Regions from separate parts of the Homo sapiens genome. Here all the other regions are linked to region 1. The links are chromatin loops, found by intact Hi-C in ENCODE. Cell type or tissue: heart left ventricle. All regions are shown on one strand. Each heading gives the region's core, and the rest is flanking DNA. Links, peaks and the distances in the headings are about the cores only. Region 1 holds the start of LOC105378150 (a long non-coding RNA gene). Region 2 overlaps LOC105378153 (a long non-coding RNA gene). Region 3 has its middle 140 kb from the start of LINC01624.

What was found. Peaks named below come from ENCODE experiments on the same cell type or tissue, not always from the same donor. Only the 100,000 strongest peaks of a DNase experiment are listed, where the experiment ranks them.
Region 2: a loop joins it to region 1, with 4 times the contacts of the local background. A loop is called at or near these places in 3 of 110 quality-filtered maps.
Region 3: it touches region 1 in a loop (2.9-fold over the local background); 6 of 110 quality-filtered maps call a loop at or near these places.

What each region holds. Positions count from the first base shown.
Region 1 is chr6:170,020,269-170,027,365 of GRCh38, forward strand. It overlaps LOC105378150 (a long non-coding RNA gene), which reads left to right and starts at 3,499. Exons shown (of 3, transcript XR_943318.4): 1 at 3,499-5,424. In heart left ventricle, for the core only: no CTCF peak of the experiment used is centred there; DNase peaks (open chromatin) are centred at 3,123 and 3,519; H3K4me3 peaks cover 1,352 bases; H3K27ac peaks cover 1,891 bases; H3K27me3 peaks cover 756 bases.
Region 2 is chr6:170,149,213-170,156,309 of GRCh38, forward strand. It overlaps LOC105378153 (a long non-coding RNA gene), which reads right to left. Exons shown (of 3, transcript XR_943322.3): 3 at 6,556-6,830. It also overlaps LOC101929614. Among named protein-coding and RNA genes, the nearest start is that of LINC01624, 120 kb to the right of the region's middle. RefSeq lists an enhancer at 3,325-4,228. In heart left ventricle, for the core only: no CTCF peak of the experiment used is centred there; DNase peaks (open chromatin) are centred at 2,989, 3,119, 4,009 and 4,989; H3K4me3 peaks cover 1,607 bases; H3K27ac peaks cover 2,234 bases.
Region 3 is chr6:170,131,305-170,138,401 of GRCh38, forward strand. No RefSeq gene overlaps it. Among named protein-coding and RNA genes, the nearest start is that of LINC01624, 140 kb to the right of the region's middle. In heart left ventricle, for the core only: no CTCF peak of the experiment used is centred there; DNase peaks (open chromatin) are centred at 3,032, 4,627, 4,965 and 5,657; H3K4me3 peaks cover 1,432 bases; H3K27ac peaks cover 1,984 bases.

The sequences.
Region 1 (7,097 bases), core at 788-5,787:
CAGTTTCCTGACCCTAAAGTGTCTGAGGCCCCCACTGCCTCTGGCCAAAGCACATCACCTGCAGTTCACTCCCAACTGCCCCTCACCACTTATGGAGCTCCCGCCAAAGCAGCTTCCACGTGCTGAGGACGGCAACCTGCATAGTTCACTGAGGGGTGCTCAGTTGCCCTCCCAGGGTTGGGGCAGCTTGTTGAGTGCAGATAGTGAGACGGAGTAGGAGGCTGAGGGGCAGGAGGTTTGCCACCTGCAAATCACAGGTGGATTTCTGCCGTTAATGACAATGCTCTGTGCTGATGAAGGCCTAGTCTGTCACAGTTAGTAATTCTATAATAACACATTACATTTTCATAGCATTTGTACATTTTCCAAGTATTTTCATGTTCATTACTCTTTAATAATAGCTACAACTTTTTTTTGACCTGAAGTACACTCCTGTGCTGCCCACTGACATTTATTAACTCATCATATCCTACGCATTTATTCTTCACTCACAGGCGAGAAAGCTGAGGCCTGAAGATGTCACCTACACTGATGGAGGTCAGTTAATTCAGGTCTGTCCGACCCAGAACCCACACCCTAAATCACTGCAGGCCACTGCCTTCTCCCCAAAGTGCCCTGTAGGAAGATTAAATAAAAACTCGCCTTCTCCCAATTGAGCCAATGGTCCCAGCAACCATAGTGATGGCACTATCAGGCAGGGCAGGTCCCCCTCTTACCGATATGGGAGCTGAGACAAGGAGCCCCTCAGAGCCCAGTCTGAAGTTTCACAATGAAGACAGCTAAGTCACTCCCTTCCTCCCTGCCTCCCCCGTCCTTTCTTCCTACCTTTCCTCATCAACGAAGCATCCATTAGAAGCCTCCCCTATGGAAAACATTGCTCTGTGAGGATACTATGAAAGTCTCCTGGAAATCAGGAGTGGTCTGGGAATTTCCAGGGTTGTGTGTGCACACGCGCATGTGTGTTTCTGTTGATAGTACTATTAACAATACAGTAAAAAATAAAGCACTGAATCAGAATTTCTTAAAATTGTTATATATTTCAAACATTTGCACTCAGCATATTAATGTTTTTATATGTAATTCACACCATTTTATTGGCAGTGTGTCTGGAAATGGGACTAACATTTATAAGAGCATGTGCCTTTATAGAAATGCGGAAAAGAAAAATGCTGTCTCTCACTCGTGTCATTATGTGACAGTAGGTAAAACTGCATGTGGAGAATGAAGTACTGAAAATAAAAAATTAAGGCCCTTCATTAGTATTAGGCCCTGGGTCAGCTTGGGCGAGACAGTCTCCACCTCACAGATTGGCGTCTGCTGGGTTTAAACTCTTCCTCCCAAAGCACACAGCCTCTTGCCTGTTGCCACCCAGTTGAGTGTCAAGTGGAAGTTCGGAGCCATTGGCTCCATCCCGGCTGCCCACAGAGGGAAAAAGTGCTGCTAAAGGGGTCGTGTGTTTGGGGAGATGGACTGAAAGCACTCGTGGGTGTGGAGAGGACCGTGGGCTCTGTCCAAGCCCTGCTGCCTCTGGCCTGGACTGGGAGTGTGCTGCAAGGTCTGGGTGTCCAGGGCCATCGACTCTCTGGACAGCACCGTTCAGTGTGTGCTTCCCTCACATCTGCGGGGGCTACTCAGGAACAGGAAGCTGTCCCAGGCTCTCTGGACCTCATCTGCCAAATAACAGAACAGTAACATTGCACAGGTTTGTGGGAAGATTTGTGGAAATAATTACATGTCTCTAGTGAATCTGAACTAGAATTCGCAAAGGATATATGTGGGTTAGGAACCTGAGACTAGTTCTGCGTATCCTATAATGCAGCATCTGCATACCATAGTATTGGTGAGATCAACACACTTTGCGTGGAAATTGTGATCCCTCACTTCAGACATGCATGAAAGGCCCTAGATCATGCCCTGGTGATGCCTGCCATGGTTTCCAGCACGGGCCCTCAACCACACAAGCTCTAAGACTGCACCAGCAACGTTGACCAGAGCTTGTTCTTTCAACTATCTATATGGGCATCATCCTTACCTCCACCTCTCCACCGGCATGTCCACCTCTCCATCTACACGTCCACCTCTCCGTCCGCGCGTGTGTCACCTCTCCATCCACACATCCATCTTTCCACATGTCCAGGAAACTGTTGCCCTGGGGGCCAGAAAAGTGTAGTTTGTAGCCCTCCACACTAGACGCACACTTTTGCTGTCTCCACCTTGCTAGTGTGGTGGGCCACGGTGACCCACTCTGGTTGGTCGGTCAGCACACAGTGCGGCGACCGCAGCTCCGTGGTAGACGGTGCACTGGGACCCAGCAAGGCTGGCCGTCCCTCTGGCGGGGTGGTCAGAGCCGCTTCCTGGAAGGCGGATTTCAGCCGAAGTGCTAATGTCGCCAGGACTTCCTGGCCGCGGACCTGCAGAAGGAGCTCCCAGAACAGTGCAGGCCACGGGGCTTTAATGCTGCTCCTCCTTCTGCGTCCCATTTTACAAAATAACATTAATAGTAGGTTGATCACAGTTAATTGTTGTTTTGTAGATTGAAAGCATTTGGAGATTGACAATTTAATAAAGTTTATATTGTTCCAGCTAAGCATAAAAACTTAAAAATTTATAAAGCGCCTTCTAAAACAGTCACTTTGCTTCAAACATTTCAATCCTCAAACCCGCCACGTGACTAAGTTAGGGCCGGTATCCTTCTCCCGGCCTCAGGTGAGGAAACTGCCTGCGCCAGGTTCTCTGGGCCGCGCGGAGCCGGGGCTGACACAGCTGCGGGGCTGGGGTTTCCGATCCCAGCGCAGAGCGTCTCCCGCTGCTCCTGCGGGCGTGAGGCTCCCGGGATGCCCCTCCCTGAAGTGGGTCGGGACCCGCATCGGGATCCGGGCAGCCAGGCCTCGCAAAAGGCCCTGGGCCCGGGTCTGCTGCTCCGGCCTGACCCCTCAGAACCGCCCGAGGCTAGCGCGCCGGGAACCCCGGCCTCAGCCCCTCGCTCCCGCCGCCCTCTGTCTGGAGCTGCCGGGCCGCTCCGCCCCGCACGTGGATCCCGGCGGCCGCCCTAGGTGGGGCCTCTTGGCCGGGCCGTCTCCAGCGCCCGCCCTCCCGTGCGTCCCAGCTCGGTGGTGAGCGGCGTTTCCCGCCTTTGTCTTCCACCCCCTCCCAGCTCTGCCGTGGGAGGTGGCGCCCTTCTCCGGCTCTCCTCAGGCCGCGTTCGCGCCTCACGGGAGGTCTCGCCAGCCGGGCAATGCTCGGCGCCGCTTCCCGCGCGGGCTGAGGAGAGATGGCGCAGAGGCGCTGGGAACCCACGGGCTTCTGAGGAGCGCAGCGGGCACGACGACGGAGCGGAGTCCTGAGGCCACAGCTGAGGAAAGGGTCAAGCTCAGGCTCCCAGGCGGTGGCCGAGGGGACCCCGGGTGGGGCGGAGGCGCATCCTGGGAGGCGCTCGGGGAGGGTGCTATGGAGGCCGCCCGAGGCCGCCCCAGGCCGCAGGAAACAGGCGGGCGCGTCCTTCCCGCCTCAGCTACAGGCCTGTGGGGCCGCCTTCCGGGCGCCGCAGCCGCCTGGGCTGTGTGGTTCCATCTTGCAGATGGGATCAGATGGCCCTGGAGGTGGGGTCCCCCGGGTGTGCGCCCCAGACGTGCAAGCGCCTCCCCACGCCCCATCAATAAGGGTCACAGCCCCCTCCCCAGACCTGGCGGGGCCTCCCAGCCCTTCACGCAGCGCTGACGGGGCCTCTGCCCACCGGCCACCCTGGTCTCAAGACGGAGCCCACGTCTCCTGCTTGGGCTGGATGAGTGACCCTTCCCTGCGGCCATGAACAGGGAGCTTTAAACGTGTTGAGGTTGGACCCTGCCCAGCCCGGCTGAACCCCACTCTGTAGGAGGCGCAGGCATCAGACGCCGGGGACGTCATGGTGGAGGAGACTACCCGTGAGCCCGGTGACGTCACGGTGGAGACCACCCGCGAGGCTGGTGACGTCACAGTGCAGGAGACCACCGCGAACCTGGTGACGTCACGGTGGGGGAGACCACCCCGAGCCCTGTGACGTCACGGTGGAGGAGACCACCCTGAGCCTGGTGACGTCACGGGTGGAGGAGACCGCCCCGAGCCCTGTGACTTCACGGTGGAGGAGACCACCCTGAGCCCGGTGACGTCACGGGTGGAGGAGACCGCCCCGAGCCCTGTGACTTCACGGTGGAGGAGTCCACCCCGAGCCTGGTGACATCATGGTGGAGGAGACCGCCCCTGAGCCCGGGTGCCCCTGATCCCAGGCACTGGATGGGATCCCCGGGGGCCATGTTTTAAAATCAGTTTATTTGCTCTCTCATCTATAAATTATTTTTTAATTGCAATAAGACCGCCTACTCAAAAAGAGTTCTGGAGACAGATGATGGTGGTGTCTGCATGTAGGAATGTATTTAATGCCACTGAACTGAACACTTAAAAATGGTTAAGACGGCACACTTTTTGTTACCTGTATTTACCACAATAAAAAATTGGGAGAAAAAGTAAACACTGACCTTTCAAACACACTAGCTGGTCCTGAGGATGTGCGTTTTGTGTTAGTGAGGCATAAAGGAACCTCAGAGCGTTGGCCAAAAGATGTGGCCATTAATAAACTATGATTTGGGGTAAATGTCTGAGCCTCATTTTTTCAACTGTATAAGGGAGATTAAAAATAACATAGTCCTCTGTGATGTGGGGGCAAATAACAAATGTTTGCTTTGGTAACTGCAAATTGTGAATAAATGTCACTGTATAGTTAAAAAACAACAGCAGCTCATCTGGTCAGCACAGCACCACCAGCCTCCCTCATGGCAGAAACCCAACATCTGGTCAGCATAGCACCGCTAGCCTCCTTCATGGCAGAAACCCAACTCTGGTGTAGCGTCAGCACTGAACAACAGATGGAACATTAGCCCAGGACACATAGCGGATCCTGAAGACAGGCATTTGCTCGTGGGTTGAATTTGGAGAAGCACAACACATTCAGAGGGTAACTGTTCCTGATCTTCAAGGTCGTCCATTAATAAGTGTTCAAAGTTGGTTTGTTCTCCAGTTTTCGACGTATCTGTGTGTACAGTGAAGTGTCAAGAACTCCAGCCTCCACCGATTCGAGACCACTTGTCCTCTGTACAAATACTTAGCCTGGCAGCAGAGCGAAGAAGAGACTGCAGGGCATGTTTGTTCTCTGCAGATGCTGGCACCACCCACGAAAGGCAAACAACTGTGTCTGTGGAGCTGGATCCCCTCTGGTCACAGGGAACAGCCAGACTTCCTGGGACAGGGGTCAGAAGGCGGGAGACAGGCAGGGGCAGCCAGTGAGGAAGGAACCAGGACGAGGTCCCAGTAGACGCCCGGGAGGAGACAGCCCAAGCGGAGGAGAGGCCTGGAAGCAGGCGGGCGCCCTGAGCCTTCATGTCCCCTTTGCTGGTAAGCAGCATCTGCCTACGACCTCCTAACCTCGCATTCAAGAGTCCACTGAGCACGGGCATGGGGAGGGAGCATGTGGACGGCCTCTAACCTGTGCGCCAGCCGACGGTGCCACCAAACGGGAGGCGTGGGCTGTGGGTCTCCCCTTCTCACTGGGCATGGGTGTGGGGAGGGAGCATGTTGATGTTGATGGGCCTCTAACCCACATGCCAGCAAATGACGATGATGCCACCGTGGGCTGTGGGTCTTCCCTTTTGAACCTGCATATGCAGCGGCACCTGCTTCAGGGCATCTACAAGCCGCCCCTGGCCCCAGCACCACGACACCTCTGCCCCTAAGGAGCTGCGAGTCCCTGGCCCCCAGGCTTGCCTGGGCCACAGGTTTCTCATGGGAATGGGGATCTTCATAGCACCTCACAGGCCTGCTGTCCTAGGGGCCACTGAGACCATCGCTGCAAGGCTGCGAGGTGCACCACCCGGCTCAGTTCTGCTGTGTGGTGGTGATAAGATGACATCTGGGGTTTTGTTTTTGCTTCTCTGACTTCCCATCCTTTCAGGCTGGAGGCCCCTGACCCTGCTGGCGTGGCCAGGGGGTTGGGGAGGGAGTGCAGGGAGCTAACCCAGCTGACCAGCTCAGACTGGGAAGCCTCAGGTGGGTAGGGCAGGCCCGGGGCTGGGGAGGCTCCGCCTTTGACCAGGAGGCCTGTGGCAGAGATGCCTCAGGGGTAGGGTTTCCTGGCTGTTTATTTCTAGGATAGGACCGATGCCAGTGTCCCTTTTAGAAAAGCTGGAAGAAGCATTCCTGGGTGAAAGTCTGGACAACAGTACCTGCCTGGGCGGCCCGGGCTCTGCCCCCGCTTCAGCACCCGGGGGGCCCTGAGTGCCTGGCTGCTGAGTCACCTCTGTAGAGCCAAATTCCACAGACGCGCACCTGGCGCCAAACACCTGGCTCCTGGACCTGCCTGTTCAGGCGCTGTGCCCAGGTTTCTACGTGCCTGGAGGGCGGGAGGCCTGCTGGGCGTGCATGCGATCTCATCAGCACACTTAATATACATGTACCCACACCCTGCAGGCGCGTGGACAGGCGGGTCATGGCCTGGTAGCAAGAGCACACCTGGAGATTCTGTGGTGCCTTAACTTTCCAAAGCACTCTCATGTGACTGTCCCACGATCACGTCTTCCATCCCTGCCCTCTCAGCCAGGCTCCAGGCCGGGCTCTTCGCCTGCATTGGTGGTGGCCCCTCTGCAAACTCAGTGCTAGACAAGACAGACTATTGTATTTTGTCCTTGGAGGAACGGAGGCTCAGAGAGTGTGAGCTACACACCCAGGCCACACAGCTGGGGTGTGTCACACAGGCATGAGTGTTCTGACCCTGGGACCAGCCACACCCTCCACCACTCTGGGCACTTCAGGCGAGCTCCTTAATCCCAGCCAGGCCTCTATACAAAGGTCTTAACTGTCTAGGCAAATATTTTAAGAAATGGGTGGATATATCTGCTTTAGGAAGCCCGTCCATGAATATCCATGCCTGTCCTAGCATGTAAATTGAAGGACGTCTTTCCATTGAAGAAAGGCTTTTCTTTGAAGAAGCCTTGCTATAAAGTAGAGGTGAACTTCTCGGCCATGTGCAGGAAGGATGGCTTACATCAAAGTACATTTCACAGTTTAACCAA
Region 2 (7,097 bases), core at 1,166-6,165, 130 kb after region 1:
CACCCACCCCACAAGCCTGCTGCCCCTTCACTGCCTGCAGTGTACACAGAGCCTCACCCCCGACCACAAGCCTGCCACCTGCCACCCCTCCACTGCCTGCAGTGTAGACAGAGCCTCGCCCCCCACCACAAGCCTTCTGTGTAGACAGAGCCTCACCTACCTGACAAGCCAGCTGCCCACCACCCCTCCAGTGATTGCTGTGTAGATAGAGCTTCACCTCTCCCAAAAAGTCTGCTGCCTGCTGTCCCTCCACTGCCTGCAGTGTAGACAGAGGCTCATTCACTGCCAAGCCTGCTACCTGCTGCCCCTCCACTGCCTGCAGTGTAGACAGAGCTTCACCCTCGCCAACAAGCCTGCTGCCTGCCACCCCTCCACTGCCTGCAGTGTAGACAGGGACTTACCTACCCCACCAGCCTGCTGCCTGCTGCCCCTCCACTGCCTGCAGGTAGACAGGGACTTACCTACCCCACCAGCCTGCTGCCTGCTGCCCCTCCACTGCCTACAGTGTAGACAGAGCTTCACCCTCCCCAGCAAGCCTGCTGCCTGCCACCCCTCCACTGCCTGCAGTGTAGACAGAGCCTCACCCCCCACCACAAGCCTTCTGTGTAGACAGAGCCTCACCTACCTGACAAGCCAGCTGCCCACCACCCCTCCAGTGACTGCTGTGTAGATAGAGCTTCACCCCTCCCAAAAAGTCTGCTGCCTGCTGTCCCTCCACTGCCTGCAGTGTAGACAGAGGCTCATTCACCGCCAAGCCTGCTACCTGCTGCCCCTCCACTGCCTGCAGTGTAGACAGGGACTTACCTACCCCACCAGCCTGCTGCCTGCTGCCCCTCCACTGCCTGCAGTGTAGACAGAGGCTCACCCCCCCCACAAGCCTGCTGCCTGCCATCCCTCCACTGCCTACAGTGTAGACAGAGGCTCATCCCCCGCCAACAAGCCTGCTGCCTGCCGCCCCTGCACTGCCCGCAGTGTAGACAGATCTTCACCCTCCCCAACAAGCCTGCTGCCTGCCACCCCTCCACTGCCTACAGTGTAGACAGAGGCTCACCTCCTGCCAACAAGCCTGCTGCCAGCCGCCCCTCCACTACCTGCAATGCAGACAGAGCCTCACTCACTTCCCAGTGGCTTCTGGGGAGGAGGAATCCCTCCCTGAGTCCTCAGGCCCCTCATGTGGGTGAGTGTGGGTGGAGGGCGGCCTGGGCAGCAGCTGCTGGAGGAGCTGCAAACTCTGCCATCAGTGTACACAGTGATCCAGGTGCTGCCTCTGGCAATTCACGGGAGAATCCCAGAAAGTTCCGTGACATCATCTCCATAATCCCCAGTACACAGTGAAGCCGGAGCTGGAGAGAGATGGGCAGGTGGGGCTGGGGACCCAGGGATCATGACGGGGCACCTGGGGCGGGCACTGCTGGGCACTGCTGCCTCAGAACCTACTCAAGGTTCCACCTCCCAACACCGTTGCTTTGGGGATTAAATTTCCAACACAGGAGCTGTGAGGACATGATCAAATCACTGTGCCAGCTGGTCACCAGGGGGCCACCACTCCAAGGAACCCTGAAGATGGTGGACAGGAATTAGGAAGTGTTGAACCGTCTTAGATGGAATGCTGTTCATATGAAAGCAAGACGCTCTATCCTAGAATTGCTTTTATCATTTGGTTCTATTGCCACTTTTCGAAAATTGTGTGACGTGAAGCATGCAGAAATAAAAAGAAGTAACACAGAAATTCTCAGGTCCATCAGCCAAGGGGGCCTTGCTGACTGCAGGCGGAGGTCTCAGGCCCGCCCAGCCCTGGCGTCTCCGCAGGGCTCTGACCCCGAGACAGCTCCACAGCCCCCTCTATTCTCCCCCGGCGCTCACAATTCAACAACATGGACTTCATATTTGCCATTTGACAACTTGCCTTTTTCTGATAGGGCTCCAGTTGTGAAGTTAGCAAGAGCCTGAAGGCTTTTTTAAAAGGAAAGAAAAAATGTATATTTTTCTAAAAAAAAAAAATTCTAAGGGTGGTAAATTCCCTTAAGGTAAATCTGCTTCCCAGCTAATGCAAGAGCTGCAAGCAGCTGGGAAATGGGTGTTGTATTGTCTAGCCTGGCTCTGGGAACGGATTCATAGCTGCTGCCTGGAAGGTTAAAATGTGCAGAGGATTCGTGGAGAACAAGGAGAAAACCAAGACAGTCAGTTCGGTTTGGTTCCTGAGGGGGAAGCCCTGGGCTCATCATGGACGCCTAGAGGAGCGGGCGGCAGAGGCAGCTCCAGGCAGCTCCCGAGGGGAACCTGGGTATTTGGAAATCCTGGGGGAGTAGCTGAGGGAGGTGATTTAGAAGGTGATACTTTGGGCCTCGTGTCTTTTCTTTGGCTCTCTGTTGCTGGAGCAGAAAGACAGAGCAGTCTCAGGCATGCTTCCCTCCTCTCCTGGGCCAGCCTCGGATCAGCTGAGAGCCACAGCAGGGAGGGTGGGAAACCCAGGCTGGTGTTCCTGAGACAGCTCCTCCCGCCTGCCCCTGTCTCCTTCTGCTGAGTAGAAACAAAGCACTTCTCCCCACGTGGCAACGTAAATCAGGGATGTGTCTTCATCTCTAGTGATAAATAGGACTTTGTTTCATTCATTCTGAGGTGTTTAGAAAAGAACTGTTAAAAAAAAAAAAGCCAGATTGTCCCTCAAATTGTTCCTTCAATGCCTGGACACCTTTCTCCAGCCCTAGCAGGGCAAACGTCTGGGGATGTCAGACCGGACAGGAAAACCTTGAACTCCTTCAGAGCAGGAGGCTTTCCAGAATTCCAGGACGTCCCAACTCTCCCGCCGTGAGTGGCAGCTCAGCAGACCCGGAAGGAAGTGCGACCACGACTTTCCGCACTGAGGTCCTCAGCAAATGTTGATCCACGGGCTCCACGGCGCAGCCAGCACCGACTTCTCCACCCACTGGCCACCGAACCCTGTTCTCGCCAAGGCCTCCTTTGTCCACGCCTCCGAGGAGCTCGGCCCGGTGGTCACAAGTGCAGCCAAGAATGAGGGGCTATTTGGGTCAGGCAAGCCTGCCATGTTTCGGGAAAGTTGCCCCGGGGTTAGGAAACGCTCCATCTGAGGGAAATGGAGCTCCCCACCGGTTCTTGGAGCCCAGGCGTCGCCCACCCTGCTGGTTTTCTCTTTGGTGGGATTGTCTTTGAATTCCATTGTTGGCCTAGTTTCCTGAGCCAAACCTCAAACAGCTTGGCTGAGAGAGCACAGAACAGGAAAATCAGCTCGGAGAGAGGCTGGTCATAAGGAAATAGTCACTCGGCCGATGACGTCCACAGTCCCCTGACGTCTGTCCCCAGCATTGAGCAGCGGAAGCCACAGATTCTTGAAGCGGGAATTCAAGTCCTCAGGCAAAGGCGCATTGTGACTGTCTGATCAGCATTTCCTATTGATCTCTTTACAAATTACCTTTGTTCTCTAAGGCCAGGCAGGCATCTGGAGGCTGGAGCGGGAGGGCCATCGGGTGAGGCCCCGGCCAGCGCCTCAGACTGCCAGAGAGCCTCAGCCCCGCCCCACACCGTCCCAGGTCCCTGCCTGGAGGATCTGGAGCTGGGGACTGCTGTGAGGTGGACACGGTGCAGCTGATTCCAGGGCGCCCTGAGCTGAAGCAACACCGTGCAACCAGTCGCAGGTGCTCAGGACGAGCCGTACCAAGAGGGACGTTCCTCTGCCAGATCAAACGTGGGGTGGTTGTTCGGCCCAAGGCTGCCCGTGCTGTTCCCTGCACCCCAGTAAGCCAGGTTATGGGGTGAGCTCTGGCCCTGCCCTCCCAACCTCCCCCCCACCGGCTGGCTGGAGGCCCTGTGCTCGCCCGCCCGCCAGGCTGCGGCTGCCCTGCAGGAGCTGGGACTGACTCTAATTGTGATTTGATCCCGTTGTGTTTTCTCTGTGAAGTGCTTCACTGTTAGAAAAGTGAAGGGCTGCCGCCCGGCTGCATAAATTCCTCACACATCAATGTCCCCATTACAGCATGAGTCAGCAGCCCTGCCGGCAGGTGCTGAGAGTTTGGCGGCCAGCCCACTCCTGCAGAACTTCCAGAGCGAGCCATCTCCACGCAGAGGGGGAGCCTCCCAGTGAACCCCAAGCTGAAGACTGCCCTCTATCACCTCGTTTGTGGCAATGGGGGCTGTGGGGGAGGGGGAAGGAGGCATGTGCTGTTAGTAAGAGGCTCACATCTGACAAAAAAATACCATTCCCAGAAAGTCAGGCCTTTGAGGCGATCGCTACCTCACAACCATGACTCCCCCAGTCCCACCTGCATGAGCCGGACACGCCTGTCACATGGTGGCCTGCACCGAGCACCCGCACACCGGCCCCCACAACACCCCACTAGCTCTGCAGAAGGCCCCCTCCACCCACGCCCACCCCAGTGGACTCCAGTAGGTGGGCGCCCAGGTTGACTCCAATCCACAAGCAACCGCGGAAAGAGCAAGGCTGGGAAACCGGCAGGGGCCGCCAGGACCACAGCAACCTTCCTCCCTGCGCCTGCAGTCAGAGGTGCCCTGTGTCCCCGGAGGAGAGCGAGGGGCTCGGGAGGGTCCTCACTCACAGGCACCGGGCGCTTCGACTGCACCCTCATCTCCATCTGCAGGAGGCACAAAGGGGGACTGACAAGCCCAGTCAGGGTGCATGGGAAGGTCCTTTCCCACTAGACAAGCCAGTAGGGGCCAGGGCCCCAGGGGTACTGGCTGGAGGGGGCGTCTCCCCCACACCATCCTGGCCCTTGGGCTCACTGCAGACATGGAAGCCAGCAGGCAAAGCTGCACACCCCTCTCCCTCCTCCCAGCCCAGGCCTGTGTGCTCTCCCTCCTCCCAGCCCAGGCCTGCCTGCTCTCCCTCCTCCCAGCCCAGGCCTGCAGGCCAGGTAGTGATGGATAAGACGGGTCATTGCACCTGGTGCTGCACTCGCCTCCTGTTCCTTCCAGGAGGGTCTTCTCCAGCCCTGCCGGGAAGACCCTGGTGCACACAGGCCTTCCAGCATGGCCTGCCTAGCTCCTCGCCCTCCTGGGTCCTCACAGCCCCGGCCTCCTCCCTCCATGGTCGTGCTCTTCTGCTGTCAGCCCCAGGCCTCGCAGTATCGGCCAGAAAAGCCCATGCCCCTGGGCAAGCCCTGAGTCAGGGCCCCTCCACAGAACCCGGGACCCCTCCACAGAACCCAGGGACCCCTCCACAGAACCCAGGGCCCCTCCACAGAACCCAGGACCCTTCCACAGAACCCAGGGCCCCTCCACAGAACACAGGGCCCCTCCACAGAACCCAGGGACCCCTCCACAGAACCCAGGGCCCCTCCACAGAACCCAGGGCCCCTCCACAGAACCCAGGGCCCCTCCACAGAACCCAGGGACCCCTCCACAGAACCCAGGACCCCTCCATAGAACCCAGGACCCCTCCATAGAACCCAGGGCCCCTCCACAGAACCCAGGGACCCTCCACAGAACCCAGGGACCCCTCCATAGAACCCAGGGCCCCTCCACAGAACGCAGGACCCCTCCACAGAACCCAGGGACCCTCCACAGAACCCAGGGCCCCTCCACAGAACCCAGGACCCCTCCACAGAACCCAGGACCCTTCCACAGAACCCAGGACCCCTCCATAGAACCCAGGACCCTTCCACAGAACCCAGGGCCCCTCCACAGAACCCAGGGACCCCTCCATAGAACCCAGGGCCCCTCTACAGAACCCAGGGCCCCTCTACAGAACTCAGGACCCCTCTACAGAACCCAGGACCCCTCTACAGAATGCAGGACCCCTCCATAGAACCCAGGACCCCTCTACAGAACTCAGGACCCCTCTACAGAACCCAGAACCCATCTACAGAACTCAGGACCCCTCTACAGAACCCAGGACCCCTCTACAGAACGCAGGACCCCTCCATAGAACCCAGGACCCCTCTACAGAACCCAGGACCCCTCTACAGAACCCAGGACCCCTCTACAGAACCCAGGGCCCCTCTACAGAACTCAGGACCCCTCTACAGAACCCAGGACCCCTCTACAGAACTCAGGACCCCTCTACAGAACTCAGGACCCCTCTACAGAACCCAGAACCCATCTACAGAACCCAGGACCCCTCTACAGAACCCAGGACCCTTCTACAGAACCCAGAACCCATCTACAGAACCCAGGACCCCTCCACAGAACCCAGGACCCCTCTATAGAACCCAGGACCCCTCTACAGAACCCAGGACCCCTCTACAGAACCGAGGACCCCTCTACAGAACCCAGGACCCCTCTACAGGACCCAGGGCCCCTCTGTAGAACCCAGGACCCCTCTACAGGACCCAGGGCCCCTCTATAGAACCCAGGGCCCCTCTACAGAACCCAGGACCCCTCTACAGGACCCAGGACCGTTCTACGGAACCCAGCGCTTGTCCCCTGGCCCCTGCAGGTGTGTCCTGCTCTGCACTGCACAGGCAGTGGGAAGAGTGGGGTAGTTGCGGGACGCCCCGATTCTCTTCAGGAGGAGGTGTCACCTGCCTCACAGAGGACTAGGTGAGCAGTGGATGCAGGGTTTGTTTTAAAACAACACACAAGCCTTTCTGATCTCATGTTCCTTTCTAAGAATGGGTCTGGCCAAGACCTGCGCCTCCTGAGGGTCGCTGTGGAAATAAATTCTCTCTCCGCAGCCGACCGAGGCCACGTCCAGTGGCCACCACAGTGTCAGTTTCTGCTGTTTGCCTTTCTTCTGTTGGTCAGCACACTCCGTCCCTCAAAGCTGCGCAGAGAAAATGCAGCGATCACAGGGCCCAGGGCTGCATTTCGGAAGCCACAGGCAAGACGACAGCTCAGCTTTGCAGCCGCACACGGTCCTGCTGAGATGGAAAATGCAGTGAGCGGCGGTCAGCTATTTCGGGACTGAACGGGCTTACAACCACACTGCCAACTTCAGACAGCGGGTCCAGAGGGCGAGGGGCTGGCTGACAACCCACTAAAATATGGGATCCATTTCTAATCAAGATAAAGGATTAGGGACATGATGTCTGGTCACTTAGGAGCATAAAAGCATGTTTGGGGAAGTAATTATATGCTTGGGATGGAATCTTAAACCCAAAGAATGAGAAGCCAATTTATAGGCC
Region 3 (7,097 bases), core at 707-5,706, 110 kb after region 1:
CTCGGGAATAAAGTGCTCAGGACTGAGGGAACATCTCCAGCTCATTTCCTCACCAAAGCCCTATTTTCTCAGCTGCTCACCCCTATCAGACGGCTCTCCTGCCTCCTCCATCTCCCCACCCGGGCCACGGTCCCAGAGGCTGGGGCTGTGTCCACTGTGCTCCCGTCTGGGCCTTGGGGCTCACAACTGCTGCGTGTGCAGCCGGCACTCACTGTCATGGCTGAATGAAGAACTGGGGGCCAAAACAGGTGCCCGTCCACAAGGGCAGCCCCAGAAACTGAGCCCAAGGCCATGGGGTGATGAGGCCTGGGAGAGCAGCAGGCACCCACAGTCCATCCTCCAGCCACAAGGGAAGGGGAGCCGCCAGGGGGCTGGCCCAGCAGCCTCGGAGGGACCACAGGGGCTCGGAGCTGGGCGTGTCTTTCAGTGAATCCACACAAGAGCAGACTGAGCTAACACAGCTACCCTACCTGTGACACCACCACAGAAAGGCTATATATTTCTTAACCCTTTGTTACTATTGTTTATAGGGAAAAGGTCTCACTGTGTTCTCCAGGCTGATTTCAAACTCCAGGCCTCAAGTGATGCTGCCACCTCAGCCTCCCAAAGTGCTGAGATTACAGGAGTGAGCCACAGCACCTGGTCTGGATAAATTCTATGCTCAAATTGTTTAACGTTGTGAATGCACAGCCGGGTTAGAGCGAGGGGCCAAGTGCCCAGGTACCAAGCCTGCGATGCTACAGGACTTAATCAGCACGGAGGGAGGCCCGTCCCAATCCCCCCAGCTGAGGCTGGGGTCTCAGAGCCTACTCCACACAAAGGGTGTGGCTTGGGGTTGAATGAGGACTTGGATGAAAACTCACCTTTGCATGGACAACCCTGTCCTTGCAAAAGGGAGGAGGGAACCCACGGGCCCAGAAGCCACTGAGAAGCTGCTGGAAGCCTGATTGCGCTGGAGCCCAGCCCCCGAGGCCACACCAGGAGGAGGAAGGCCGCAACACAGAGGAAAGGGGGAGCCATGCCCTGTCCAAGGCTGGGTACATAGAGGAAAGGGCGAGCCACGCCCCGCCAAAGGCTGGTACATAATGGAAAGGGGGAACCACACCCCACCCAACACTAGGTACAAAGAGGAAAGGGGGAGCCAAGCCCCACCCAAGGCTGGGTACAAAGAGGAAAGGGGGAGCCACGCCCCACCCAAGGCTCAAGACACTGTTAACTTGGGTCTTGCTCCTGGAGGAATCAGTGCCGAGCCAGGTCTTCCACAGCTGATCCCACTGAGCCTGGCTCAGCACCACCCAAGCACAGGAGGGGAGTGGCTGCCCCAGACATGGGGGGCTCTGTAGGCAACAGGGCTGGCTGCAGGCCACAGAACACCCTCACTTCTGCTAGACACAGGCGCCTTCAGGCTTTGCTGCACCCCCGACACCCCGCATGTGCCAACAAGGAGGCCCCACGTTGCCGGCTCCAGAGGCACGAGGTGAAGAAAGACGGTGTGTGGCCCACAGGAGACCCTTTCCTCTCTGGGTATATCTATCTGCATGCTTGAGCCATCAACTCACCTCCAGTCTCAGGTGCCAGGCCGGCACCCCGACACACACAAGGTCAAGGTGGGTAGAGCAGACAAGCCTGCGTTTCTCAGTTTCTCATTAGCCTATTCAGGCAGGTGCCTCAGTGGGTAGAGGAGACCCAGCTCGTGCTTCTCATCAGCGTATTTGGGCAGGTGCCTCAGTGGGTAGAGTAGACCCAGCCCCACTTCTCATCTGCCTATTCGGGGAGGTACCTCATTGGGTAGAGGGGACCCAGCCCTCACTTCTCATCTACCTAGACAGGCAGGTGCTTCAGTGGGTAGAGGAAACACAGCCCCCACTTCTCATCTACCTAGACAGGCAGGTGCCTCAGTGGGTAGAGGAGACCCAGCCCCCACTTCTCATCTACCTAGATGGGCAGATGCTTCAGCAGGTAGAGGAGACACAGCCCCCACTTCTCATCTACCTAGGCAGGCAGGTGCCTCAGTGGGTAGAGGAGACCCAGCCCCCAATTCTCACCTGCCTATTTGGGGAGGTACCTCATTGAGTAGAGGGGACCCAGCCCCCCACTTCTCATCTGCCTAGATGGGCAGGTGCCTCAGTGGGTAGAGGAGACCCAGCCCCCACTTCTCATCTGCCTATTTGGGTAGGTACCTCATTTGGTAGAGGAGACCCAGCCCCCCACTTCTCATCTGCCTAGATGGGCAGGTGCCTCAGTGGGTAGAGGAGACCCAGCCCCCACTTCTCATCTGCCTAGATGGGCAGGTGCCTCAGTGGGTAGGGGAGACCCAGCCCCCACTTCTCATCTGCCTATTTGGGGAAGTACCTCATTGGGTAGAGGAGACCCAGCCCCCACTTCTCATCTACCTAGACAGGCAGGTGCCTCACTGGGTAGAGGAGACCCAGCCCCCACTTCTCATCTACCTAGATGGCAGATGCCTCAGATTTCACTTCCGCCGAGCCAAGACCCTCTAATCCACAGCTCACCTCCAGAGTGGCATAAAAGCTTCCCCAATTAGTGAAGACAGTGAGAGCCGAAATAGGAATCAATATTCCAGGCAAACCCTGATTTCACACACACAGAATGAGAATATGCTGGAGCTTGCCTCTCAGGCAACTGGAGTTAGCTCTGGGCAGACCACCTGCAGAGCCGCGCGACTGGACAAAGCCATCGCTAAACCCTGCCCTTAATGCCAATATTTGTGGAGTGATCATTAATGGTTCTGCATTACCTGGTATCCCAGCCTCAGTGCAACCTAATACACTGCAGCTGCGCAGAGCAGGCAAAGGCGCCGGCAGCCCATTGTCTAAGAAAAATAGTTGGAATGCATTCGAGATAAGCAGAAGCCGTGCAGGCACTAGCGCCGGGGGAATGAATTAGGTAATGGGAGCCCCATCACATGCAGGGGATCAGGGTGCCTGGAGCAAAGCCAGGAGACCGCACGCAGATCACCAGTGTGTGTCTGCGGGCTGCGGAGGCCATGGCCAGGGTCAGAAGTTACACGGAGAGGAGCGCATGAGCCTGCTTATGCCGCCAGGAAGCCGAAGGACTTGGCCACAACAGGAGCAGCTAACATTTGTCCCATGTTGGTGAGCTGGGCCCTGGCCAGATTGTCCTGCATTCCGTGAGCCGGGCCCTTGCCAGAGTTTGCCTCCATTTTTTATTTCACTGCTGAGAAAACACAGGGGCCAGGTACTTCATCAAGCCCATTAAGAAGATACAGACTTGAGTCAGAGGAGGAGTCAAGGGCTGAGGCCGCAAAGCTGTGGCCAGGACTTGAATCCAGGCCGGTGGGGTGTAGCCGGCAGGTTCAATCACGTGCTCGTCCCGGCCTGTCTCACGTGGGCCCGGAAGGCCGGGGTGAGAACAAGATGTCTGGGGCTTTGAGGGGTGGGAGGAATCCGCGGGGTGGGGCTTTTGCCCTGCCCAGGGCTGCTGTGTGACGTGGGACACCCCAGGGGCGGGAGAAATCCATGGGGTGGGGCTTTTGCCCTGCCCAGGGCTGCTGTGTGACATGGGACACCCCAGGCTACCAAGCGTGACTTGGGTCATGGGACCGGACCTCTCCCTCCAGCAGCTGCAGATCTGAGAGCCACACTTCCCTGGTAGTGCCAAGCAAGGGGTCCTAGCAGAGGGAACCGTGGCACCTCAAATTCCACAGTCCACCCTACCCGAGGCCACCTCTCAAGTCAGCTTGCCCCATAGGGTGCAGCCATGACCACACAGACACACCCTCTCCCTCACCAGACCTCGAAGGAGAGGCGCACAGCCTCATATGGCTCCCATAGATGTAGAAAGTTCCAGAACACAAATCACACACCCGGAGACCATTGCTGGGTGAGCAGTGGAAGCTACTCTAGGCCAGCGGTTTCCAAAATGCCCTGTGAATTTCCTGCCACCTCTCAGTCACCGCGGAGCTTCGTAGAGCTGCAGACTCTACCTCCACATCCCACACCTCTGCTGCCCAAGGGTCAGCACTGGCCAGCTGGAACTTGGAATTCTCTCATTTCAGAAACGTTTCTACCTTAGAAATGATGGCTTCCCACCGAGAAACAAGCAGTGCGCACCACAGCTGCCGTCTTCCTCCGCACGAATGTGCACGAAACAAAGGCTAATAAAACTCACATGTCCGTGGGCACTGTAAGTACTTCCGTCATAAATGCTACACGTTCCACACATCCGACCCTTTGCTTTCCTCTTTATCTAGATCTAGGACCTGCAAACTTGTTCTGTAAAAAGCCAGAGAGCGTGAGCCTCAGGCTTCCTGGGCAGACAGGTCGGAGGGGAGGGAGCGGGCAGCGTCCAGTGAAACTTCATTTACAGAAACGGCCATGGCCAGGTTTCGCCCTAGGGCCGTTGCCGACCCCTGAAATTGCGGGAAGCTTTTTTCCTCCGTTTGCTGGAGACGCCTTTCCCTCAAGACAAGGTGAAGATTGCAGTGCAAGCTGCGTCTTCCTTCTTGGTCTTTGGAGGAGGGTGAGAGGAGCCCCACTCTCTGCCAGCTCCTCCCCTTCCTGCCGGAGCCGGCCTTTCTGACCCGAGCCTCCACCGCACACATCTGTGCCCTCAGATCCCTGCCTGCCTCCTCCCATCACGGCCCCTCCCGCTCCCACTCGCAGAGGCCAGAGCTCGCCGAAGCCCAGACACCGCCAAGGGCGCCTGTCCCTGGAAGTGCAGGGAGCTGCTGGGCTGGAGGGAGCCCAGTGTGCGCCCCCACGGAGGCCATCACCACGCAGGCTACATGGGCAGGCTATGTGGGAACCAGGCCCACGGTGTCCCCGGACAGCTCTGAGTTGATGATAATGGTGACTCTGCGGGAGGACAGAAGACAGCGGATAACAGCCCCGAGGGAGGGGCAGCAACACCAGCTGCGGGCTGGAAAGGCAAAGGCGGCCGCCAGCCTCACAGGTGCACTGGGAGGGGAAGAGGCTCACACAGCCCCCGCTCGCCCGGGCCTGGGGACGTCTGAGTGGAGCCTCCGCCCGGGCCTGGCCAGCGCCCTGCTCGCTTTGCCCTCGGGGCGTGTGGAGCCCCCGGCACGCTGGCTTCTCTCTGGGAGGCCACCCAGATGGCCGGCCCCTACCCCGTCCGTCCACCCTTTGCTTCTCTAAAGGCCCAATTCAGAGCCCGTCCCCTCCACAGAGCCTTCTCCGGGAGCCCCGCCACCCCGGGCTCTTCCTTCTCTCGTGAGTCTCCTGCTGCTGCGTGTGCGGGGCCCGCCTGCGGCAGGCCTTGGGCCCCTACTTCGTGTGCGCGGGAGGAGCTGGTGGGCACCTTCCCAAGAGCGGGGACCTCGCCTGAGTGCTCACGGCTCCCCCTCCAGTGCCGCGCAGGGCTGGGCACAAAGCCGGCACCGACACCCTGGACACCTTGGGCTGGTCGGCGCTTCGTCTCCTGCCACCGGCTCCTCAGACCGCGCCCTCCCCGCGGACTTTTCTCCCACTTGACTTGATCAGCACCGTCCTCCACCTGCTACTCAACGCGTGGCCCCCGGACCAGCGGCGCCAGCATTGCAGGGGCGGCACCCGCGAGACACCGGATCCACGGCCTCGCCACCTACGGGGTCAGAAACGGACGCCACGAGACCCCGGGGGCCTCCGTGCCAGCAGCACCGGGTCGCCAGCCCGGGCCATTGCGCACAGGGACGCTGACGACGACTCGCCCGCGATGGAAGAAACGGTGAGATAACAGTGCGGGACCTGGCGACCCGCACCCGCGGCCGAGCCCGAGCGCACCGGAGCCGGAGAGATCACAGCCCTTGCCGAGGCCGGGATTCCGGTGGCTCAGGACGCTGAGAAAGCGCAAGTCCTTCCCGTGGTCCAGGCGTCGGGGCTCCAGCCACGTCCCCCGACCTCCGCGCGCCGAGGCCCGAAGGACCTGGGGATCCTGGCGCGTGGTTCTCGGGGCGCTCCGGCCCTGCGGCCACCGCCGCCCTGCACGGCCCTTCCAGCCCCAAGTCCTCCCACGCGGAACGATGCTGAGTTTCGCAAGTCCTGGGCGGGAGGAGCGTTGAGCTGTGGCTCTCATTTGAGTCCTTTAGAACACGCTCCTTCATGTCGGATTCTCCCGAAGTGTCTCGGGCTGTTTTGCAGTTTTGCTGAATCGGATGGCAAACGCCCAGGACTGTGGGAGGGAAATAACAGGATGACTCGGGGATCATTAATCCCAGCCTGGTGAGAGCGACGCCGGCGAGACAAGGCCAGGCCCATCTGCCGAGCTGCCCTCTCGCAGCCTTTTACTCCAGGCGAGCGTGTTCGCTCCCTCTGCCCCTCAGCTTCAGGCCCGTTTCTGAGAAGCAATAGGAAACTCGCAGGCCATAAAAAACGCACAGGCCCGTCCCGAGCCCTTCCTGTGTCCTAAAAATACAGCGCGTCCCTGCAGTAGCTATTTTGGAAGGAGCCAGCAGAGTGTTTCCTGCAGATGAAAGGCCCCGAGGCGCCATAAACAGGATCTCAGACCCGGACTCTTTTTGGAATGAGGTCAGAGCCCCAGGGACCAGACCAGGCGCTGCAGAGGCCGGGGCCCAGGGCAGACGCCTGCTCCAAGGAGCACCTTTTTGGGGGGTCGGGTTGAGGGGGTGGTGTTTTTGTTTTTATTAGTTTTATTTTGTTTTGAAATTCAAACTAACTCAGAAAAGGCGGGGCGTGAAGAAACGTGTAGGATGAGGAAAGAGAACTTGTGAGCCTTAAGAGCTGCCCGGCGCCGTCTTACCAGGCCTCGCCCGGCCCGGCCCTGGCCCTCAGTTCCCTGCCAGGGTTGGGACTTAAGGGAGATCTTATGACCTAGGAAATCCATTCACTGAAATTGGGGGTGGGGAGGGGGAGCCCGGAGCCCCGCAGCCTCAGAGGCTCTCGCTTCACAGTGGGGAGCCAGGACTGGGAGGAACAGGCGGGAAGGAGGAACAGGTGGGAAGCCCCTTCACAGGCTCCTCCTGGGATTCCCCGGCAGGGGCTAAGCTGATCCTGCAAGAGTTATGCCGGCCCCTTCTCAGAGACAAAGCTCACACTGCACGGTGCTCCAGGTGCTCCAGGGCCCCAGGATCGGGGGGGCCTTGGCCTTGCCCCGGAGAG